Regions from separate parts of the Homo sapiens genome. Here region 1 is linked to region 2. The links are chromatin contacts, found by Hi-C or POLR2A ChIA-PET in ENCODE. All regions are on one chromosome and are shown on one strand. The core of a region is the stretch at or near the end of the contact, and the rest is flanking DNA. Distances in the headings are between cores, read along the strand shown. Region 1 overlaps LRIG3-DT (LRIG3 divergent transcript). Region 2 has its middle 250 kb from the start of LINC02388.

Region 1 (5,832 bases), core at 89-2,588, 510 kb before region 2:
GTTGGTGCTTCCCCACAGGGAATGACTCAGGAAGGGAAAGAATGAAATGGTGAGGAGATAGTGTTTCTCCTACATTGTGGCTAAACCTGGGAGGGAGCTGAGTGCAACCAGTTGTTTGCATGTAGAGATGTATGTTTGTGAGGCTGACATTGGCCACTAAGAAATGAATACAAAGGTAGTTGATCCCAGAACAGTATAGATGACCTGTTTTGGAAGAATACAAATATACATAAAGCATGCCTGGACAATAACAGTATTAGCAATAGGGCTGTACCAGAACCATGAGCTTTAGAAAGGATAGTTACAGTCAGCAACCAAAAAAAAAAAAGGATGTTTTCTTTACATGAAAAATGCTTCAAACCTGTGTGAGTAATTCTGGAATTTTCAATAAGCCCAGTTGTTATAAGGAATGACTCACTCTTGCCTAATAAGTGAAAGAATGAAGTTTTAGAAACAAAATCATCTGTTCCCCAGCCGGAATGGTTTATTTCACAACTGAAAGTTTAACATTAAACAAATATAACTCAAGTCACAATGCAATGATGATTGATGTTTTTCATCAACATCCAATTATCATTCCATCAAACACTGTTGTCTGGGCCAAGTAAAACATAGAGTATGCATCTAGAAAGGGTTATTCTCTACACCTTTTCAAAATCACTTGCAGGATATAACTACACTTACTGAATTTCTGACTTGTTAGAGCATGTCACAGGGAACCTCTCCAAGTGAATTTGGGTGTTGTGTTATCGCGTGTGCTTTCCAAAGTATATTAGTTGCTTTTGCTATTTGAACTTAAAAAGGAAGCCCCTTTCATTTCTTTAACTTACTCCTTTAGAATAATCTGCATCTGTGTTTTCTTTGTCTTTTGTTAGCTGTGAAGGCAGCTACTTAGGTATCAGGCATGATGGTAGGCTGTGGTGTGAGGTCTTGTAGGAGGTGAGGGAAACTGGTGGGATTTCAGGAAAACAAAAACAAAATAAAAACATCCCTTTGACTGGGCTTCAAAGGAAGCCATCACATTCAGAAACAGCTCTTCAAGAAAACACAATCACTTCCCATTTTGTTCTGTGCTAAGCCAGTGGTTCAAAAGAGGAGTGATGGATGGCTTGGAGACTGCTGTAGTTAAAAAAAAAAAAAAAAAGAAAAAAAGCCTCACATTCCCAAGGATGCCTTTTGTCCCAGATCACTCTGCAAGCAGCTCCCTCAAAGAGCCAGGAAGCTTTCTCACCAATTCTCAACCTTCTCTCCTCTGGGAAGGCAGCAACAGCTGCTTCACCATCAGGAGTGACTTGCTGAGGAAGACAAAGAACGCACCTTTCCTGTCTGAAACTTCAGGGAGGGCTGAGCACTGAAATAAAATTAATTGCTCAAATTGGAACTTGGCCAGAACCCCAAGGCTAACAACGTACTGTTACAGGAGGGGGAAAAAAAGCTTTAATGAACTTAGGAAGAAGAGATCTAAAAATTATATCAAAACAGACAATACAACTTTTCCCGCCATGGCTTATTTCAGCAGGGAGTGACTTGGAAGGGAGGTGGGAGGGAAGAGTCTGGGTCTCCTGGAATTCTGGCTATCCAAAATCTGAATGAAATCATTGACTTTGCCTCACTTCTAAAAACTTGCTTCAACCTAGAATGATAATTAGGAAGCAGATCTGGTTTAATGTATTATTAATTTAATCTTAACCTTAGTTAAAATTCATAACTTCCTATTAAGGACATGGGTTCCTGTTGAACTGGCCTATCCCAAAGCTTATGAAGAATCTGTAAGATTGCACAAGCAGCATGCAGAGGCCTGAACCTAGCCCATGACAGGTTCTTCTCCCATCTCATCAGAGGGCCTCTGAGCACCGTCCCTGAGAACACAGGGAGAGGAGCACGCAGCCATGCAAATTTAAATTTAATTCCATTCAGCCAGCATTGGTGGGCCAGTTGGGTGCTAAGAGATGTTCAGTATCAAAAAGAGTATCACAGACAAGAGATGTTAATGAACCACTTTGGGCTTGGGGAACAAAGAGATAGGTAGCCTGTGATTTGAACCCAGAACATTAGAGGGAACCAGTACTGAGAGCACTGACTATAGAAATCGGCTCAGAAAGCACAGCCAGATGCACCAGATACAGCATACAAAGTTCAGAGATGGTCTGCGTGCATGTGCAGGATGCAATGTTTGCCTAGTGGAATAGTGGTCTCCCAGTGGCTGGGTATGGCCGATGACAAAGGACCCAGAGCAGGAGATGTTTGGCAAACAAGAGCCCTGGAGGTTATCATTAACTCTTTCAACAAATACATATATTGAGCATCTACTGTGTTATAGACATTGTGCTTAATGCTGGGGATATAAGTGATCAGCATGGTGGACACTGCTATCTAGGAACTTAGTTCACAGGGAATAGTAAGCCAGCGAAGGATCTGAATTTGTGGGCCAGATTCTAGTCTCCTCAGCAAGTAAACCAGAGGCCAGCCTTCATGTTGGAGTTCCCCATTCTAGATGGTGACAGGTTACAAATAAAGAACTAAAAAACAGGAAAATCAGTCTGCTAGATAACTAGTAGGCTTTCAAAGTAGGTTTCTCAGAGCTATCAAATGCCCCTGCATTGGCAAAGAACAGAGAGAAGAAAGAGGAGGGCTTCATTTGGACCAATATATCTATATACTTTCATCTGGCTTCCTTGTAAATAAACGTACTTTGTCCTGGTTGAAGAATACATTTCCTAATGGAGTGATTAAAATATCAAAGTAATACCATGCTCCAAGTTTGTCATTTAATAAATGGCAAATAAATGAAGCTTATTTATTTATTTAATAAAACAAATAATTCTTATGTATTTATTTTAAAATTAATAAGTGGCAAATAAATAAATTTTATTTCCCTTTTAGTAATTTTAAAAATACATAAATTGTATATATTCTATAAATATTTATCAAGCATTTACGATGTACTAGGAACTGTGCCAGATCCTCTAGATGCCAAGATTAAAATAACAAAAGTCCTGCCCTCAAAGAACTTGTAGTCAATTGGAGAAGACAGACAAGTAACTAGCTATTATAGCTATGCCTTAGCTGCCTTTTCTACCTCCATCCCTATCCTACTGGGATTCGAGTAGATCCAAGGTAGATTTAGGTGCTAGAGGTGAGAGTTCAGGCTAGACTAGGAAATCACAATGAAGGTGGACTGAAGCAGAAAGATCCACTTCAGAGTGAAATTGAGTTAAATGCATCAAGTGATTCAAAGGCTAAATTGAACACTAAGGTGAAGAAACAAGCCCAAAGTCTGCAATACTGGGTAGATCTAGAAGAAAGTGAGATGAAAATTGCAGAAGGAAACTGTGTGTGATAGAGACAGAGAAGAAGGTTGATCAAAAACTGAAAATATAGCTTATTGATCTCTAGCTTTATAGGGTTGGGAGGCTAGGCAAGTTTAGAAAAGTCAATACAGGGTAAAATAAAGACAAATGTATAAAGCTCTGGGAACATAAAGGAAGAGGACAGACCTCATTTGTGATGCAGCAGAGATGGTGAGAGTGGGCTTGTGGAGGTCTTCACAGATGAAGCAATGATGATTTGATTCTCTAAGCCTGAGCAGGAGTTAGCCAGACAGGGGAAGAAAAGGGCATTCCAGGCAGAGGCAACCCCCTATAAAATCACGGCAGCTTCAGAAACCTTGTCACAGTTGGCTTGATGGCTGGGCTTCTTAGGAGCAGCTGGAGATGAAGCTAAACTGAAGGCAGGAGTCAGATTGTTAATTTCATTTTAACTCTTTAATGAACTAGTTTAGGGAGAAAATTTTCATATTTATATAATTTGGATAGTTAACCTATAAATCACAAACTTTTAGATTCAGGGATAGTATAGAAAGTATCCAATAAAAATGTTTTTATTCACTCCCTTAAAAATAAGTTTCTATTTAGTCCACCATAAGCCAACTAGAATAATCTGTGACTTGCTAACAGTTGAATTTCGCATCCTTTCTTAGGAAAACATTAAATCTGCTTAGTTCAGTTAAAAAAGTGAACATAGCCATTTTCATGCCTCCTGATGAAATTATGGCCCCTTATATGATCCCAATACTTAATCACTGTTAAATATAAATTTAACTGCTGAGGGTTTAAGTTGCAAGGCTTGTATTTTTGGGTCTTCAACCTCTCATATATTTGTTTCCTCAAATTTTTCTGACTTTGAAATTGCATGAGATCGATTAAGTCATTAGCCACAAATTAAAGATTTGCCACAAGATTCTTCAGTCCTTTGTAGGCTAACATGTTGCTGCTGGCTGTTTATGGAGCTAATCTTAATCCAACATCAGGTTGCACTTGGTTACTGTTCCATCGTTTAATCAGTTGTTTGGGTGCTTGTGGTGGTGGTGGTGCGTAAAATACTGTTCTTAATTATAAAACTCCTATCCTTGGATCAACTTGTCCCAGATAACATTTGTTTCATCTTTATGCACATTCTTTTAAACATTACCAAATGTGCCATCACAGAAAATCACTGATTAAACATTTGGAACAAGTAGCTGGAATCATTTGGTGCTAACAGCAGCCAAGGCAGAGATGTGTGTTATGCAAAGCAGGAAACTGTGAGCACTTTCATCAGGTCTATTTATTGTTCAGCTTAGTTTATACTCTTTATTCTGGATGAATTAATAATAATCCTTTAGAATCACAGAGCACCTTTATTATAAGAATACAAAGCATTCTCTCATACCCTCTCTCTACTCATTTTGCAACATCCCCATAAAGCAGGAAGGGTCAGGTATTCAGACAGGAAACCAAAGCAGACGCTAAATGACTTTCCCCAGGACATATGGTTAGCCACAGACAGAACCATAACAAGAATGCGAGTCCCTTGACATCAAGGTCAATGTTGATGCCATCAGACTGGTGGTTCTCAAAGGATGATCTGTGAAGCCTCTCAGCTTATCCATAGTCTGGGGGTTGTGACGTTAAAGTAAGCCTAAAACACTTCCACTCATTGCTGCCATTAATTCCACACAATAAACATCTGGGATGTGACAATAGCTGTAATGCTGTTTGCTGATGTGAGGTCTCCCATCTTCAAAAAACATAAAAACAGTCCTTTCCTTGAACTTCCTTTGTGGGCTACTATTCATTTCATTCACTTCTTTCTTTCTTTCTTTTCTCCCTATCAAGAGCAGGACTCAGGCATGCAGGCTACAATGCTAGCACATCTTCAAACTAATAACTTAAATATTTGTTCAACACTTATTTAGTATAGATTGGTAGACACTGATTTCCTATTAGTAAATGTATTCTAGAAAAACAGATACAGAATAATTCACTTCAACTGGCTGACATAGGTTTAGTTCTTGTTCTTCAGTTTTATTTTTGCAATAATTTTCCAAATCAGATGACTTCTTAGGAAACATATTAAAGGATTTGAAATTTAGGCAATAAAATAAACCACTTGTTCCAGTAAACAGCACCACACCCATACATTATTCAGTTTCAGATTTAGCTATGACCGCTGAGTTAAGATTACTGAACTTTCGCATGTGTGCTGAAAAACACTACAACAAAAACCCAAAAACAAAACAAAAAACACAGAAAGAGAGATCAGCATCTAAGACAGGAAAGTTCTAAATATTCAGTGGAGGGCACAGTCCACTTTGCTGAGAGAAGGACCAGCTTTCATTTTGCTAGTTATGTGAAGAGCCCTGTGTAGAGCTTTAAAATCACTGGCACCATATTTCTGATTTTTTTTTCAAGATCTATAAATCTGTAGTCCTAACCTTTCTCACAGCTCCAGGTCCACATTCCAATGGCCTGATTGAGAAATCCACGTAGAATACACTGCTCTATATCAAAC
Region 2 (5,474 bases), core at 1,935-4,434:
GGCTCTTGTACTTCAGGCGAAACTGATGGAGGATTGGATAGTAATGGTAAGTAAAAACACAGATGGAAAAGATGAGAAGATTTGAAATGTAGTCTGCTTATCACAATCTTAACTGAAGTTCAACTCATCCAATCCAGGTATCTAACATATACCTAAATATACCTAACAGTTCTTAAAATATGGCCCCCAGGCAGGCAGCCTTGGCATCACCTGGGAACTGTTCAGAAATGCCAATCTCAGGCTCCACTCCACACAATGATTCAGAAATTCTGGGGATGGATCCCAGAAATCTATGTTTTAACAAGCCCTCCAAGTGATTCTAATATGTACTAAAGTTTGAGAGACACTGACCCAGAGGAATTAATTAACTTGGGACTTTCTGAATACAACAAACATGCATGAAGAGTTACTAGGCCAATAGTATGTAATTAAAATACACTTGCTCTATTGTTAATAAAGCCTGGAATAATACAACAGACTTCAAATATTATTATAGTGCTCTGCAATCAAATTCTAGTTTCTACATTCTAGGAACTTAAATGAAAACTTAGCCATTAAGGTCAAGAGAATCCTCTTCTGGGCCTGCTGGAACATTTTTTGTCTTTACATAGTCCCAGTTAGGCTTCTACTCTTGTGTTTTCCACGATGTTTTGTATAAGGATGGTTGCATCTTTGTATCTGGTCTCAGGCTTTAATGTCTGCTTATAAATTTGTTGAAATATGTCATCTTTATTATTTGGATTCCATGGAGATTCCTCCTTCCAATATACTCGGAGAAATATTGGTTGTCTGCTTTTTTAATCATGGGAATAATCTTTTTGGTTTGCTTTGCTCCTCTCTGTCTCTTCCTAGAAAGAGAGAGAAGTTTGATTTATTGCACTTAGTAGAAAAAGTCACTACCTGATGGTATAAATTGAAAGTAGCTGTCTCCTGCATGCAGTACCGTGGCACTTCCTTTGCCATGCCATTAAACATGCCCCTTGGAAGCACTGGTTTAAAGACATCACTATGATTGCATTTCACAGCATTGTTGGGTATGCTACTTTGTAGTGATTAGTATAGATTATTGATAATTACATATTTATAGTCTTATTCAAAGAGTAGTCATTTGAATTTGGACCTGAGAAAGAAAAAGACATTGTCCTGTCTAGAAGCCAGGAGTCAGGATAAAGTGATCATGTTCCCAGAGTGTGGACACCATGGGGAAAAATATAAACAGAAAGATTTCCCAGTAAGAAACTCAGGTCTAGAATAGTGTCTGAAACACTAGTGGATCCTGGAAAATTTAATTGTTCATTCAGCTTTAACAAGGAATGAAGTTCTGATACAGGCTACAACACGGATATACCTTGGAAACATCATGCCAAGTGAAATAAGCCAGTTACAAAGAGATAAATATTGTATGATTCCACTAATATGAGGTATCCAGAGTGGGCAAAGTCATAGAGACAGAAAGCAGCATAAAGGTTACTAGGGTCTTGGAGGAGAGGGAAATGGGGAGTTATTGTTTAATGGGTTCTGAGTTTCCATTTGGAAAGATGAAACAGTTCTAGAACTGGATAATGGTGAAGGTTGCACAACATTTTGAGTGCTCTTAATGCCATAGAACTGTACACTTTAAAATGGTTAAAATGTTATGCATGTTTTGTCACAATAAAAAAAATAAAATTGTTTAAAGGCGGCACTGAATAAATACTTGTTTACTGATATCTCCACAGGGCTATTAAAATGATGAAACGATAATATTAAATGACTGCACATACTCATTGTCATATTCTTGCATATTCTGAGATTATTATACTTACCCTGTTCATTGTCAGAAAACCTCAGAGTTGAACATAAGACATCTGTATTTAGAAAGCAGGCTTTGTTAGCAATAGAGTTATACAAATGTGACCACAAATATTACTCATTAGGTCTTACAGCTCCTAGACCACATGCCTTCATCCTTGGTCTATCAAATATTCTAGACATCAGTGACTAAATACATATATTTTACAAATTTACTTTAGACCGTATGTTCATCTTAATCCATCAAGGAAATAAAAATTGTACCATGAATCCCTTCACTTTCTTTTTTTACACTAAACCCAAGAAGTCAGTAAAATGTAAAAGCTAAGCAGTTTCTAATTTCGGTTTACACATTTTCTGTAAACTGCAAAAATCCACCAGAGGAGGATTTTTATGTGTAATAAAAAACCTGCATAGCTTTCTCAGAAGGGGGTTTCATACCATACGATCCCTCACCAATCTAGAAAGAAAATGCAATTCCTGATCTGTAACTGCTAGCACACCCACCTGTCCCTTCTTCCCTAATGAGATGAAATTATAACGGGGAGAGCAATTTGCAAATATCCTCCCCTTGGCTGATTTATGCTTCTACATTGTGTGTCAAATCCTTTCTGAATCCTTTTTGTTGCATATATGAGAAGACATTTAGAAAAAGATTTTGGAATGCCTTTAATCTTCTAAATCAACAATAAAGAAAAAAATGAAATAAAGGTCAAGGTTTTGATATACTGCTTCTAAAGTACATCCCACACTGAGTAAAACACCATGAAATCATCTGTCAGAACTGACTTTCTTCCAGAGACTACATTCCAAGAGCGTGAAGAGAGCAAAGTGGCTATTGGATGGTTTCCTTAGATTCCAATGCACCTTAATCATATTCACAAGACTGTACGTTTTCATCACTGCAGGAGCTGGCAGAATTTTGTGACAATTCTGGGAAATGCTTTCAGATGGCCCCTTCTATGAATTATGAATGTTTCACAAAGCTCTATGGTAAATGGAATAGCCTTGTTCTCCACAAATGCAGGGGTGGATTAAGAGGTGGCCTTCCTTTGTTTCTTTGCCTTGAAATTTAATATTGTTTGCAAACAGAGAAATTAAATCTCGATGAAGGTAAGTAGGCTTTAATTAGTTGTAAACAATTATTTTGTCTTATGAAGAATTACATTTGTTTATTGTATTCATTAGAGATTGTATAAATACCACCATTTTCTTTCCAGACTGTGCTTAATGTGATATGAATAGATTTACAAATGACTGCTTTTAAAAAACAAAACAAAAAAAACAACTCAGTTCTCATTATTCATTCTTGTTGTTTTCTATAAAGTCACCACAAATGCTGAATAAGCAAATACTAAACCATTGCTCCTAGGGGAAGTACAGTGTTAGGTTCCTGCAAGCCTCTAGTCACACTTTTGTGAACCTTGTTTCATGTGTCTCTGTTTAAATACATCTTATTTAATATATAGTGTTGACTCATTAACATTGAACTCAGCCACCAGCACCATGACTCATGCCTGAATGAAATTTATTTAACACATGTATTTTCTCTGTAAGGCACATTACAGTCTTCTTCCACTGAGGAACAATAGACAACACTTCTGCACTACACTTGGGGACAATTTTAAACACTGAAATCACCGACAAGTAAGCACAAATGTGAAAAAATGGCACTCAATAGACTGAGAAAAGGACTCTTGTTTACAATATAAAAGATAAACAAGAAGACAGAGCATTGCCTTGCTTGACCTCAGCTGGGAACATGTGCTTCAGATGACTCAAATTCTTCCTGCTCTGCACATGTCCTTGAATGGCCATGAAAGCACTAATAGTGTTGATCTTGGGGTTATGAATAAATTTTAGCAAGTAGGAAAACTTACAAATACCAATTTCTCAAATAATGGGAATCAACTATATACATAGTCATCTGAGACATCTCTCTGCTCGAGACCATTTTTCACCTCAAAATAGTGGCCAGTTGTTAGGACAGAGTCAGGAAAGCCTGCTCAGTTACTGTGAGATCTCTGTTCCACTGTAGTCTTCATTCTATTTCTGCAGACTCCAAACAGTCTTATAATAAAAGTTACCTTCCTCATTTCCCTTTGTTTTATAGGTTCCCATGGGTGAATTTGGTGTTACAGCAAGATTTGAAACTGTCTGACCTGATAGGGGTGAAAAGAATCTGGCTGGACTGTCCACCTCTCACTGTGGGGGCAGCTCCTGGCTTAGAAGTTCTAGACCAGGTCCAAAGGCTGTTGACAGAGAACCCACATCTTATCACAGGAGATTCCAAGGAGTCACACAGATGGCCCCACGGAGGGTCAAGCTGGAAGAGGAAAGGGAAGGTGAAATATGAGAGAAGCTGAAAGGATATACAGCAGGAAGACAAGCTTTCAAGGAGCTTCAGTGTGTGCATCTGCATTTAGACCACAAACAGCAACAGTGCTGGAATTTCCACTCTCTGAGGTGTTAGGTATGACAGTCCCATGGTAGGGAAAGTTATTTAGAAAGAATCATGCAAAATTGAAGAGAATGTTTAGAATGTTTATTTAATAAGCATCAAGTTTTGCTCAAGCTTAATAGATTCTCAACTGTGTGACTTTAGGAAATACAATCTGTACAGTGTTTCTGAAGTAACCACTTACCAGACAATAAAACAAATCATACAGCTAAAATAAACATCTCAAAATTATCTGCCCAGCCCTCAGCTTCCCAACCACTCTGCACAGATATGTGTCTATTTTATACCTAAATATTACCCAAAGTGGAAACTTTTAACTATCCACCTATACCTCATTTCTGTGTTTTATCACAGTAAGTCCCAATTCCATGAATTTGCTTTTGCCATTTTTATGACACATCAATGGCTGTCCAAAAGACTCCAGAAATTATTCAACTTCCAGTAGGTCACTGAGAAAGGCCAAGAGAGAAAATTTCCATCAAATGGGTACTTTCTTCACCAGAAATAGGGGTGGAAGACTCTCTCAACAAGACACCACAGAAGAGGTGGGTGGGTGGCAAATTTCTTCTTTGTTTTTCTTCTGTAGTGTTCCATAGATGCCTCTTCCATGACAGTTTTACTATGTGATAATTATTTGTTAATATGTTTGGTTTTCCTCTAGATCCCAACCTTCCTTGATGAAAGGATGCTAGGTGCTCAATAAATGCTTCATGAAGAAATGAACCCAATCACATGCCAGGTCTGCTTCTATCTATACCATATCACCTACATTTTTGGCTTTATTAATTAACAAAGAAGTGGGGAGGGAGTACAAATCTATTTATTTCTAAGAACTCACTCTGTGCTAAAGTCCTCTGAGCAACATGTGGGCATCAGGGTCTGTCTGCATCCCAGTTAATATGTTTTCACTGAGCTTCCTTTCCAGGCTGGATGCACACAGAGTGCCAATGAGAGTGCCTAACCCTACTTGGACGATCTGTCCTAGTCCTTTGGAAGCTTCTTCCTCTGACAGGATACTGTCCTAGAGATTATCCCACTGCCCAGGGAAACTCTGGTAAGGAGGCAGAGACCTATACCCAGTCCCCAAATCTCATCTATGATTCAGGCATGACAGATCATCATGGCTACTGATCCTTCTCTGCCCTCTTTCCCATGCAAGTGATCCTACAGGATTTCTAGTATTCTAAAGGCAGCCCAGAGCCATAAAAGCATTTAAAATAGC

What was found. Hi-C counts contacts between places; a loop is a spot of excess contacts on that map. ChIA-PET counts read pairs that join two places held with the same protein, here RNA polymerase II (POLR2A). Pooled maps may share reads with other maps.
Region 1: a loop to region 2 is called in a map of chondrocyte, with 7 times the contacts of the local background. The contact joins two enhancer-like sites. A Hi-C loop is called at or near these places in 1 of 168 maps with a recorded cell type or tissue (chondrocyte) and 5 of 50 pooled maps. POLR2A ChIA-PET finds 5 or more read pairs at or near these places in 2 of 52 experiments (AG04450 and BJ).

Annotation. Positions count from the first base shown.
Region 1 is chr12:59,036,182-59,042,013 of GRCh38, reverse strand. The region is part of intron 2 of LRIG3-DT (LRIG3 divergent transcript); the gene reads right to left. Among named protein-coding and RNA genes, the nearest start is that of LRIG3-DT, 120 kb to the right of the region's middle. Within about 2 kb of position 1,338, at least 6 of the 41 ENCODE cell types and tissues checked have a DNase peak (open chromatin) inside an H3K27ac peak, as active enhancers do.
Region 2 is chr12:58,527,266-58,532,739 of GRCh38, reverse strand. No RefSeq gene overlaps it. Among named protein-coding and RNA genes, the nearest start is that of LINC02388, 250 kb to the left of the region's middle. Within about 2 kb of position 3,184, at least 4 of the 41 ENCODE cell types and tissues checked have a DNase peak (open chromatin) inside an H3K27ac peak, as active enhancers do.